Regions from separate parts of the Mus musculus genome. Here region 2 is linked to region 1. Evidence: chromatin loops called from intact Hi-C (ENCODE). Cell type or tissue: heart. All regions are shown on one strand. Links, peaks and the distances in the headings refer to the core of each region. The heading gives the core; the rest is flanking DNA.

Evidence for each region. A loop is a pair of places that touch in the nucleus more often than their neighbours do. Peaks named below come from ENCODE experiments on the same cell type or tissue, not always from the same donor. Only the 100,000 strongest peaks of a DNase experiment are listed, where the experiment ranks them.
Region 2: a loop joins it to region 1, with 2.3 times the contacts of the local background. A loop is called at or near these places in 2 of 42 quality-filtered maps.

Annotation. Positions count from the first base shown.
Region 1 is chr6:141,456,098-141,461,097 of GRCm38, forward strand. It overlaps Pde3a (phosphodiesterase 3A, cGMP inhibited), which reads left to right. Exons shown (of 16, transcript NM_018779.2): 3 at 2,959-3,213; 4 at 3,587-3,741. Among named protein-coding and RNA genes, the nearest start is that of Slco1c1, 66 kb to the right of the region's middle. In heart, for the core only: a CTCF peak has its summit at 2,455 (motif pointing right); no DNase peak of the experiment used is centred there.
Region 2 is chr6:141,160,406-141,169,093 of GRCm38, forward strand. No RefSeq gene overlaps it. Among named protein-coding and RNA genes, the nearest start is that of Pde3a, 85 kb to the right of the region's middle. In heart, for the core only: no CTCF peak of the experiment used is centred there; no DNase peak of the experiment used is centred there.

The DNA of each region.
Region 1 (5,000 bases), core at 1-5,000:
GGAATATAGAGTGGCCGAGAAGCACCTAAAGAAATGTTTAACATTCTTAGTCATCAGGGAAATGCAAATCAAAGCAACCCGGAGATTCCATCTCACATCAGTTAGAATGGTTAAGATGAAAAACTCAGGTGACAGCAGATGCTGGCAAGGATGTGGAGAAAGAGAAACACTTCTCCATTGCTGGTACAACCACACTGGAAATCAGTCTGGTGGTTCCTCAGAAATTGGACATAGTACTACCTGAGGACCCAGCAATACCACTCCTAGGCATATATCCCAAAGATGCTCCAACATATAACTTCAATAGCTTCTTATTGAAAAGCCTTAGGGCTATTAGATTTCTATCTATATTATTACATATACTACTGTTTATACCACAATCATGACTCAAGATTTATAACTGTGAACACAGAATTGTTTAATCTTTTTATTCTTACAGTTACCTTTATAGTTTAGCATTAACATTATAGGTATGTAGGCATAATCTTTTTACAACCTACATTTAATAAGGGTTCAATCTCTTCTCTGGCCCACCAACCAGCAGAGGTAGTAGAAGAGAAAAGTTATTAGGATATCCGGGAAGTGGACCTATTCAGCAGTAGTTCTTTGCGGTGAGCTCACCTTTGGCAGCAGTTCACTCCTATAGCAAACACCAAAAATGACTCAGCAGCTGCAGACCAGTCCTCCAGGCAGGCAGACACTAGGCATGAACCAACAGCTGCAGTCTAGTCCTCTCAGCAGGCAGACACCAGGCAGCTGTAGTTCAACCCTGAAGAAGCTGCCAGGCTTCAGAACTGGCCTGAGGCAAGGTCTCTGAAGAGACAAGCTGACACAGGAACCTCATAAGCAGTTCTTGAGGAGTTTCCCTCAGTGGTGGCGTTACCACAAGTTGAGTTCAACAACTCTATGTAAGGCAAACCAACACACAATGTGTTGTTAGCAAGGAACAGAGAGGTGAAGCAAACCAAACCAATGCTCGGTACTGTCTCCCACTGTCTGTGGGGTCACATTTATACTCCTTCATCAAGAGTCCTGTGGCATGTCTGCTATTTCAAAACATCCTTTCAATTGTGTCTGCTTCAGGAATATATCCTTTTACCTGTGTGCTCATGTGGGTTTTCCTTAAAGAGGTAGGCTCTCGTCACATGAAGGTGATGACTTCACAATGGTGCAAACTGCACGGTGTTCAGACTTTACGCCTGACTCTTTATAGCACAGTGAAATTAAGGAGTAGCTATGTCATGGGAAAAATATCCACAAGCAAATTCCCCAAATCACAGGTTGAAGAAATGAAATGTGGGAGATTTTAGTGATCTAAAAGGTAGCGGTCATGGTACTGGAAAGTGCTGGATTGAATCAGACCTGGATCTAAACACTTGCATGCAGGACCTGCCTCCTGAATCAGTATGATATGCAGCTAGAGATTACACAGTTCTTTGAGCCTCATGCCATGATGGACATAACAAAATGCAAGGAAGGTATCACCAAAGTACAGAACTGAAATCTGATCTTACCAGCCAGGAGAGGCAGAGGATGGATTTGGAAACAAACTCCGTGAACTTGTCATGTCTATCTAGAAAACTAGTTGACTCCGTACCCCATGCTAGGCTGCTCAAGTGTTACGTTAAAACTTCTCTGGAGTCAAGATCTTCTTGTATATTAATTAGTGCTACTTTCAAAAGGAGATTTTCCAGTGGTACTGAAACAGAGCACTCTTCGTGAGGAAGGTTTAATGTTTCTCCCTTCAAATTCTCTGCTTTTTAAAATCAAGTGTTGATTGGTCCGATCTTTTGTTTATTTGCCATGCGGTGGTGGTTATACTGGCTTCAAAGCCAGAGTTTAAATGTGCAAGGCAACTAACTGCTCTCCCACTAGCGTGCACACAGCCCTAGAACAGTTTTTAGTCTGGTTATATATGCCCTATTCTTCCTGCAGCTCTAGCTTTGAACAGGGTACTTCAGATGGAGAAAGAGGCCACCCCATGCTGTTTCACAGTGGGATGGCTGTATGAGAAGGGAATGTGTTATAGGTTTCCACCAGCCTTTGAACATTTTCAGTGCAGAGAAATGAGGAATGTTTTAGGGCATAGGTGTGCTAACCAAGGTTTGAATTTTATACAATATACAATCTACTAATATGTTACATATGTACTTCTGTTTGAAATGGTTTTTGAAATATTTAGTTTTATTTTCCTGTGTACGAATGTTTTGCGGGCATGTATACATGGGCACCAGGGGTTTTCAACCTGTGGGTCGTGACCCTTTTGAGTGTCGCTTATTAGATATCTTGCATATCAGATATTTACATTACAATTCGAGGAAGTAGTAATGGAATAGTTTTACGACTAGGGGGTCACCACAACACGAGAAACTATGTTAAAGTGTCTCAGCATTGGGAAGGTTGAGAACCACAGCTGTGCACCATCTGCATGAAGTACCCAGAGAGGTCAGAAGATGGCATCAGACCCAAGGCAAACGGAGTCACAGATGGTTAGGAACTGCCATGTGGGTTCTGGGAATTGATCTTGGGTCCTCTGCAAGACTAGTAAACGCTCCCAACTATTGAGCCATCACTCAAACCCATATCTGTAACTTTTATGGGTCAGTATTAAATATTCTAAAGATATAAACTTTTGAAAAGTAGAGACCTACAAAACTAACCATGGCAGACTTCAGTGTTGAAGCAGCCGCGTGACTTGAACTATGTTGTTCTGAAGGGCTTAGCTGAATTTGCTTTCCTTTTCCTTCAAATTGAGTACAGAGGTAACACAGGGTCTTCTCTTACTCTACACAGCCTAGGTTGTCCCTAGATCTTCTTGCCTCAGCTGCCAGTACTTCCAGTTTGTAGATGTGTACCTCCATACCTGACAGCAGTGTGTTTTTTGTTCATAAAGCTCCAAATTAGCTCACTTCACCCCCACATACTCACCTACCCTGACGTCTTGCTTTGGTGTTCCAGTCAGGAACCAGCATCACTGTGGATATTGCTGTGATGGGTGAGGCCCATGGCCTCATTACCGACCTCCTGGCCGACCCTTCTCTGCCCCCGAATGTGTGTACATCCTTGAGGGCCGTAAGCAACTTGCTCAGCACCCAGCTCACCTTCCAGGCCATCCACAAGCCCAGAGTGAACCCCACCGTGACCTTCAGTGAGAACTATACCTGCTCGGACTCTGAGGAAGGCTTGGAGAAAGACAAGCAGGCCATTTCCAAGGTAGGTGCGGCATGAGGTGGTGTGTGTGGTCTTTGCTAATCTTTCCACCGTCTCAGGTTTCCTTCCTGCCACTTCTGTGATGTCTTGAGACAGAACCTTCTGGTGTAGCCCTGGGATTCTAGTACTTGCTATGTAGCCAGTTTGCTTCTCACACTCACTGCCTGAGATTCCCCAGGGGACAGTAGACATGGCTTACTGTTACCACTGTCACTCAACTTTTGAATTTCTCTTTCAGTGTTCCGGGATAGGAATAGATGAAATTCAGCCTGTATTGTTCAACACCTGCTTCCCTTTTCCTCACTTCCACCCGCTGTTTTACATAAAATTTGATGGCCTAAAGTGTGGTCTCTGATAAAGTGAATCTTCCTTCCAGCGCCTGAGAAGAAGTTTGCCTCCAGGCTTACTGAGAAGAGTCTCGTCAACTTGGACAACTACCACCTCTGCCACAGGTCTGCCCACCTTGGAGCCTGCGCCAGTGCGGAGGGACCGCAGTGCCAGCATAAAGCCGCACGAAGCCCCTTCACCCAGGTCAGACCCCACTCCCTTTGGCTTCAGGTCTCCTCAGAGGACTTACATGCTGAAATGGATTCAGAGGGCATGAGAAGAGAGGCCCAGCCAGGGTTACTGAGAACTGGGCTTTGAACATGTCAAATTTGCATGCTTAACCGCAGAGTACTTTAGGGCCTGATGGACATGACCTTGAATGTAAATACTAAGAGTGAGTTGGGATGAGCCCTGCACGGACGGCATTGGGTGGAAAAGGCCAAAGTCAGAGTGAAGTTATACTATACCTGCATGGAGATTCATACTGAGAACTTCAAATTGAACAAATCTCATCTGACATTTACATGGGATTCTTACAATGGCTGTCAGACCTGTTCTGTTTGTTGTCTTCAGAATTAACAAGAGTTATAGATTTTAAAGTAGATAGCATCGTAATAACAATTGGATGTATTCAAATCTTTTACATTTCTCTGTGTGAATGTGCATGTATGTGTATGTTGTTTGTGTATGTGTGTTTTTGTGTGTATATGTGTATGTGTAAATGTATATATGTATGTGTATATGTGTACACGTGTGAGTGCATGATGCATGTGTGTATGTGTATATCTGTATATATGTGTCCATATATGCATGCATGTGTGTGTATATATATATATGTGTGTGTATGTGTTTGTGAGTAAATGTGTGTATGTATGTGAGTAAATAAATGTATGTATATGTGAGTAAATGTGTGAATGTGTGTGTACTTATATGTGTATGCATGTATAAATGTGTGTGTGTACATGTGAGCATGTAAGTATATATGTGTATGTGTGCATGTTTGTATTTTTGTGTTTATATGTGTGTGTATATGTATATCTGTGTGTTTGCATACACATACATATTCATGTTTCCTGGGCAGATGCTTTCACCTTGAGCTATATACTGAGCTTTATATTTTGTTCAATGTATTAGTAGTATATTAATTACAATTTTATATAGTGGCTTATGAGTCTACTTTCCATCATCCTGACAAAGTACCTGATATCAATAAGGATTATTAGCCTCTGGCTTTCAAGGGTTCCCATCTGTGTTTTCTTTGGGACTTTGGAGTCATAGTACATCAGGGCAGAGGAGCCTGATCACCTTGTAGCTCTAGGACAGAGAGAAGGGAGAGAGGGAAGGCAAGTGCTAATATCCTAATATGCCCTGCAAAGGAACAGTGCCACTGATCTGATCACTTGGAAGCAGGCCCTACCTTTAAAGGTCCAGCCTCCAATGCTGCAGACTGAGTCCTTAACACA
Region 2 (8,688 bases), core at 2,119-7,118, 290 kb before region 1:
TTGTGTGTGTGCTGATATGTGGATGGTTCCCAGAGTGTAAACATTCTGATGTTTTCTCCCATAGTTCTTAAGAACTTCTTGTGAACTGATACCCACTGGTTTTAGCTACACCGTGGGAGCCAGATGGCACTCAGGGCCCTTCTTGGAAGTGATGCGTCACTGCAGACAGCAGCACGTGCCCAGGGGACAAAGAGTCAAGGAAGCAGCAAATGATAGAAGACGACATCATCTCTCCCAAGGACCAAGGAACTGGGTGGGATGGGTGAGAGAAATAGTTCTGGAATTTAAAAACATTCCTTGATGATTCTGGAGAAAGCAGGGAGGAGAGAGAATGTTGTAAGACCAGGCATCTGCTGCCTGAAAACGCATGCTAACTGTGCTCAAGTGACAAAGTGACTCTTGATACCTGGGGCAGAAAAAGTAATAGGAACAAGATTTTAAAAGACAGACATTTCTAAAAACAATTTATCCTGTCCGCCACTAAGCATATAACAATTACATTAATCGCTTATGTTGATAGATTTACATATGAACAATACATATTCATTAATTGAATATATAAAACAGGTCAGCTATCAGTAATTATTGTTAATGATGCATAATATAAAGATAATAAATATTAGGGCTAGAGTGATAGATCAGCTGTTAAGAGTGCTTGCAACTTTCCCAGAAGACTGAGATTTGATTCCTAGCACCCTCATGGCACCCTCATTCCATAACTTTTCCAGGGAATCCAATGCCCTCTTCTGTCCTTCATGGGCACCAGGCATGCAAGTGGCACATGGAAATATATGTAAGCAGAACACCTATCCAACTAACACATGTATGACCTATGGATACATACAAAATATATTTGTTTTCATATATTTATTTATAATAAATAAAATATTTACTATCTTTAATCACAAGTTTTTGATGAGAAATTTTAAAAACTTAAATTTTGTGTTTTGTGTGTGTGTGCATGTGCAAGCACATGTGTGCCTGAGTCCTATGTTAGATGTATGGAGGTCAGAGGATAACTTATGGGCTTTGGTTCTCTCCTTCCATCATGTGGTTCCCAGGGATAGAATTCAGATGCTCGGGTCATCAGGCTTGGCCGCAAGTGCAGTTACCCACTGAGCCATCCTACTGGCAGAAGGCATTGAGCAGCAGTAGCAGCAGCAGCAAGAACAACAACAAATATAAAACATGTCATCCTATGCTAAATTTGAACTTTATGAAGGTTTGCTCAGTCATTATTCTTGTTCATTTAAATTTGCTCTCTGGACACAATTATATAAAATAACTCGTCCAGTGTTTAATCCACAAGGAATCATTTTTCCCAGCTGACAGCACTCTGGGAAAAAGTTAAGCAGACCATGGGGCCTGTGCAGCTGAGGATCATCAAAGCTCAGCACAGGGCGGAAATGCAGGATGTAAAAGCCATCTGGCCAGACATCATCAGCAAATTTTCACAAGGAGATCTAGCTTTTGTTACAGTGCAGAACAGAATTGTTTACACCCTCTTCATAAAATAAGTGATTCAAGGTTTAGGGGTGGGGTGTATCCCAGCAGGGCTGTCTTCAGACACCAAGAACGGGAGGACTTTCCATTCTCAAACATCTGTAGTTAAGACTAAGACTGTGGGGTAGGACACCTGACTCATAGCTCCCCCAGTCAGACTACACAGGAGTGTACAGCTGTGGGAGGACCTTAGGAAACAGGACACAATGACTGCTGCACTCAGGCCATAGCTAGCTTCTCTGTGATGGGTTAAAGCTCTGTGTGCTCACTAGTTATCTATCCTTTCCTGTTGATATTCACACTTGTTTTTCTTCCCATAGCCCCTTTCTTCTTGGACTTGCCCAGGCTAGCTCAATTTGGGACATGACTTCCTGTTTAGCATTTCCTATATAGGGAATGTGGATTAGTGCCTAAGAAATGATAAAACTCCAACTTTCAATGTTGTGCATTTTCGCTGTTTTTTTTTTTTTACACACACAATGAAGTCACGAACTTGGTGCTGTAGTTTGAAGTCTTAATGCTTCTTGCATTTGTTTATTCAACAGATATTCGATGTCTCCATGTAACAGGTATTTATACACGCCAGAAATAGCATAGAAGACAAAAAAAGAGCTAATAAATAAAAATAATGTCATCATTGTGCTAATATCCAGAAACTAGGTCTATTATACACATCTTTACATGTTAACATCTTCAAGCTTTATTTTTATGTGAGTCTGTGCGTGAGTGTATCACTTGCGGTTGAAGGAACACAGATGGCCAAATCCAGCAGCTTTCATGTGGGCTTTTGCCTCCAATTGCTTTCAGTTTCATCAGTGAGCTTTAGAGTAACTAGTTCTAATTTTCAATGTTTTCAGAAAGCTCGGCTGCCCTACAGTGTGATTCCAGTACACAGAGGAAACAATTTTCCAAGTGTCTGCGAGCACTGCAGCAGGAGCGTTGTTGCTTCAGTTGTGTGGTGGGTGTGCCCGTGCAGCTTCAGAGATTTACTTTAGGGAATCTAAAAGAATTATTTCCCCCCATTTTTGCACATACACATGCATATATGTGTCTCTTTGTGATATGCATATGTATGTATGGACACAGGTATGTAGAAGCATATGTGCATATATACCTCTCCATCAAACCTAGAAATCGTGGGCATAACTAGTCTCTAGAGTAAGCTTATGCTGGGGCTCCATCTTTGCTTTCCAAGTCTAGAATTACCGGTGGTCCACCATACCCTCCCAGCAGTCATATCTTACACGCGTTCTCGCGACTGGCCAAGAAGAACACAACAAACCGGAATCTTCTGCTTACATCTTCAGGAGCCAGAGAGCAAGAGAGCAAGAGCAAGAGCAAGAAAAAGAACAAGAACAAGAAAGCAAGAGAGAGAGAGAAAAAGCAAGAACAAGAGAGAGAGAAAGAATGGCAAAACCCCGTCCCTTTTAAGGAGAATTATCCTCCGCCTAGGACGTATTACTCCCTGATTGGCTGCAGCCCATCGGCCCAGTTGTCATCACGAGAAAGGCAGAACACATGGCGGGAAAACTGCCCCTGCACGTGTGCAGATTATGTTTACCACTTAGAACACAGCTGTCAGCGCCATCTTATAATGGCAAATGTGAGGGCGGCTCCTCACAGTCATATATGTTCTAGGGATCAGGATATTTTCCACAATCTTTCCTGCTTTATCACTGAACAGTACCCATCCCAAACCCAGGAATAATTCTTTTTTTTAAATTAGGTATTTTCCTCATTTACATTTCCAATGCTATCCCAAAAGGCCCCATACCCTCCCCCCCACTCCCCTACCCACCCACTCCCACTTCTTGGCCCTGGCGCTCCCCTGTACCGAGGCATATAGTTTGCAAGACCGATGGGCCTCTCTTTCCAATGATGGCTGACAAGGCCATCTTTTGATACATATGCAGCTAGAGTCAAGAGCTCCGGGGTACTGGTTAGTTCATATTGTTGTTCCACCTATAGGGTTGCAGTTCCCTTTAGCTCCTTGGGTACTTTCTCTAGCTCCTCCATTGGGGGCCCTGTGTTCCATCCAATAGCTGACTATGAGCATCCACTTCTGTGTTTGCTAGGCCCCGGCATAGCCTCACAAGAGACAGCTATATCAGGGTCCTTATTCACCTTGTCTTTTCTGTACTTCCAATAGCTTCTGAGACAATAGCTAGGAATATCTCAGTCAAGCAACTGAGCTATTAGTGACAGAAGTTGGAATAAAACTCTTGAGAGTAACAGAGGGAAAAAAAACACATGGTAACATCCCAACAGAGAAGACTGGAAAAAAATGTTGTGCAAGCTGTCAACCCTCTGGGGTTCAGGAACTGGGTGAGAGTCCAGTCCAAAAAGGTGAGGTCATTAGCCCAAGCAACTTAGGTCAAGCACATGTTAAAAGCTATAAATTCAGTTGTCAGTTTATTAATCTCTTTTCTAACTTGTAGAACTCAAGCCAACTAGGCCAAGCAGAAAATTATCATTTTTTATCTACTTGGACAATGCATAATAATTTTTTTATAAGTAAAACTATAAACTTTAAGTTTTTCTTTGAAAACGGTTTTATTTTTAGTGCTCTCACAACCAGTATTGGAATGGATAAGGCCTCCCTCTTTTAAGTCATGTATCTCATGTTAAATAGCTCCTTTAATGTCCTACATAACTCAGGTCCAAATGATCAGTTTTCCTGTCCCCACCACCAGAATATCAGCCATGCTCTTATAGGGACCAACTAAGACCATGACATTAAAATGTATCTCATTTTTCAGGCAATGATCTTCAACATTACAGCCTCTTTAAAAATATTTATAATTTAAATCTTAAAAAAAAAAACAGGGCTGGAGAGATGGCTCAGTGGTTAAGAGCACTGACTGGCTGCTCTTCCAGAGGTCCTGAGTTCAATTCCCAGCAACCACATGGTGGCTCACAACCATTTGTAATGAGATCTGATACCCTCTTCTGGTATGTCTCGAGACAGCAACAGGGTACTCATACAAATAAATAAATAAATCTTTAAAAAATATTTATAATTCTGTGTAGATGTATGTATCTATGTTTGTGTGCATATGTGCAACTAAGTACTATAGTAGGCTAGGAAAGGGCTTTAGAATCCTAGCATTAGAGTCATAGGGCATGGCGAGCCCCCAGTAAGGGTGCTAAGAACCATACTTAGGTCCTCTGCAAGAATAGCAAGTGCTCTTAACAACTGAGCCATCTCTACAAACCCTACAGTCACTTTCCGATAATCTCCTTGATTCTCTTTCCACAGTTCATAATCTAAATTGTTTTTTAGTGTATAAATAGGTTAGCAATTCCTAGCCTCAAAATTTTGGCTACTATCTAATCAACTATTTGGAGAAATGTAAATACTTTATGCATTACAAAGCCTTTTCATACACTCTCATCTGTGTTTTCAACTTCATCTCTCTCTGTACGCAAATATATAGTTTACACTGAGTACTTCAAATCTATAGTTTCTAAATACAATTTGTTTCTTTTATTTTACATTTTACATGTGTTATTTTTCCACTTGTAGATGCCCTTGCCTGCGGGGGGGGGAGGTGTCCTTCTTCTGAAAATATCTAGAATTTTGTGACATAATAAATAATTTTCTATATTGTATTCCTATACTATTCGTTGTTGTTAGCTTGACTACATCTGGAACTAACCAAACCCAAGTGACTGGATATACCTTGGAGAGATTTTTCTTGATTGAATCATGTGACGTGGGAAGACTGACCCTAAGCTGAGATCTTTTGAGGTGGCCTGCACCTGCTGGTGGCAGTCTACATAAAACGATGTGGAAGAAGGGAGCTTTTGCTCTTAGCCTTCTTGCCCTCACTTTTCCTGGGAAGTTCGTTCCTTGTCTGGTTTTAAAACCTACTTCTTTGGGATTCCAACATATACTGAAGACCAGCAGAGACATCCAACTTCATAGCCAGGACAGATATAGGATTCTTCAACTTTCCATCAGGAGACAATCATTGTTAGAACAGTTGGGTTATTATCCATTAGAATAGTTGTATGGTATCCATTCTGATAAATCTCTCTCTCTCTCTCTCACACACACACACACACACACACACACTCACACACACACACTCACACACACACACACACTCACACACACACACTCACACACACACACACACGCACACACACTTGCATATACACATACACACGCATGCACACACATATGTGCATGCATACATACAGACACACATACACAGACACACCGACACACACACACACACACACACACACACACACACACACACACACACACTCACTCATGTATGCATGCACACACACATGCAGGCACGCATGTACCCTCCCAGTTCTGTTCCTCTAGAGAACCCTGACTGATGGATTCACACATTGCATTATTCTATTATACTTTGGTCACTTTCTCTGCCTTTTACCTCAGTCATGAACTTCTTGAGGGTAAGGATCAGGCCATTGAATTTTGGCCCAAACAGTTAGCATAATATGCAACACACACACTTAAAAAATGAACAAAGAAAAGAAACTCAATGAACACTAAGAAGATTGATTGATTTTCTAAAACTTTCTTAAATGTTTTAAAAAAGAAAATCAGCCTTAGTAGACCTATCTGGTGTTATTTATTTCATGAGTACTCTGATGTTTCTTTCTATCTTAGGAAGAATTTTAAACAACTGTAAAAACACTTAGCCACAGGCAATGGTGGGGACTCACTGTGTCTCTTTCATGAATCATAGTGACTAATAGATAATCAATGATGAATGAAGGTAGAGAATTGTTTTGAGTTTGAAAAGGTGTGGTGTATGATAAACACTTGTAAGTTTGGGAAGCATCATACAGAAGTGACCTGCAGTACTCAGGTTCCTTCTTTTAACTGGTCCAGTATCTGTTGCTTTACCTACGAACTCTTGGAGTTGCAAAGATCTTTCTGTTCTTCCTCAGTGTGCATTTGCTTTTCTCCATCCTTGCTATACTGATGTTCCTTGTTTGGACATCTGCTGCTTAAAAAATTAGGTGAGACTCGTTTCTTTGGAGAATAAGGGTGAATTAACCTTTTCTTAGAGCCCTTAAGAAAATATTAACCTAACAAGGGAGCCTTGACTGCTGAGTGTTATATTTATGATTTATTCTTGTCAACCCTTGGTTTGATTGGCAATTGTGACACAGCCTCCATCTTTACCTAATATTCCCCTGTATTTCAAAAGTGATTTCACTTAGTACGTGAAATAACCTCTAATCTAAGAAAATTAAACTTTAATTAATTTATGCGTCACAAAAACACAGTTCCTGAGTGATGTCAACTGTGAAGGACGACATGCGTGAGCAAAAGTAAATAATCTTAAAACATGGACACAGGCGGCCGACAAACCTTACGTAAATATTCCTTTTGGGCCAGTCAAAGCTCAGAGCTCTTATTCTTTGAGGTTTGAAATCAGCCAGATTTTTTAACACATAGTTTCAACTTGGGAAATGTATTTTTATTACACAGTTGAAATATTTTCTTTAAGTGAAACTTGTCACATCTATTATTTAAGCTCTTTAAAACGAGCACTTCCTTTCTCTGACGGAATATTCCATTTCCTCATTTCTTGTCATCTCATTTATTTAAGTAAAAAAAAAAAATCTTTCCCCTGAGTATTCTGAAACCTTTGTAATGCTTTTTATAAAAACACTTGGGATAATCTGCCTTTTATAATATTACCTATGTCCCCCTTGTGCATGAGCCCTTCACTCAGTGACTAAGGATTTTAAAAGGTCACTCTTGGTTTCTTTTTAAGAATTATTAGATGTAGATTCTTCCTGCTGAGGGAAAGTTTACCCTCGGTGAGAATGTGGAATAGAATGGAAAGGAATTATCAATTTTGTTTGTGGTAGAACCTTCTAGCAATTTATTTGTTGTGTTGGTCAGGCATTTTTACCTGTTCTCATCCCACTGAAATATAAGCTGGTGGAGTATAAGATAGCAGGAGTCTCTGTCATTTTTTTTCACTGACATATTTGAGTGGTTTCCCAAACACAGTTCACTCAATGCACTTTTCCTAAAGACATGAATGTGACTGAATGGATTCATAATAGTGTTGTTTTAAAGTCAGAAAGAGGGGCTGGAGGGATGGCTCTGCAGTTGAAGGTACTGCTCAGGTCCAGAGGCCTAAGGTTCATCCCTGCTCTCCACATCAGAAAGCTCATAGCTACCTGTAACTCCAGTTCTGGGGGATTTGACATGCTCTTCTGGCCTCTGTGGGCATGGCACACACACACACACACACACACACACACACACACACACACACACACACACACACACACACACAGAGCTACCTTCTGTTATGTGTAACATGTCACAGCAAGGCCTTAACAAACAGAGCCCAGCTTTCATGTCCTCATAGTGCTTTATAAACAATGAAATAAATTTCTTCTAGTCTCTTTTTCTCAACTCAATTTACTGGATCCCTTTGAAAAAACAAAACTGGTTCCCACAAGTAACGGTATCTTTAAAAGAAAAACTGAGACCCAAGTTAGTTTCCACAAAGTTTATTTGAACGAGAAAAAAAAAAGGTTCTAGAGCTGGGCAGCCATCCAAGAAGGTTCAAAATGTCCCTTTCCGTCAGAAGTGCAGGTTGTATTTATAGGCAGAAAAGTGACATGAGTGGCTGCAGTTGGCATTTTCCTTATATAGACACATCAGATCAGTTTGCAGCTTGTGACTGGCTGAAGATCAAATGTTGCAATGGGTTGAGACTCAGTTGCTTGCTTGTTACATGCTGGGGATGGGATGCTGTGATTGGAAGGGAATCTGTTGCTCAGTTTAAATGATCTACATTCTTAAGTTAAGAGATATAATTTGTTCTCAAGAACATTTAAACTAAAATTCACTATGTGTAAAGACGGCTTTGAGCCAAAACTGATTATCCAAGTATGGCATCAGATTTAGGCCAAACTTACCCATTTTCACAGTGCTGATGTACTGGAATTTTGAGAACTAATTAAATGTGTACAAACCATCAAACATATACTTGCTTTGATTACTTGAAAAAAAAATACCACAAGGACTTGTAGTTGAGTGCACTTCAGCTAAACTAATCTTCATGTGTTTGGAATTATCTAAATCTCCAACAGTACTTTTTTATAATTCCAGTTTAACATAAGAGGTCCTTTATCATGATGTTGAGATGTAGACTGTAAGTGCTAGAG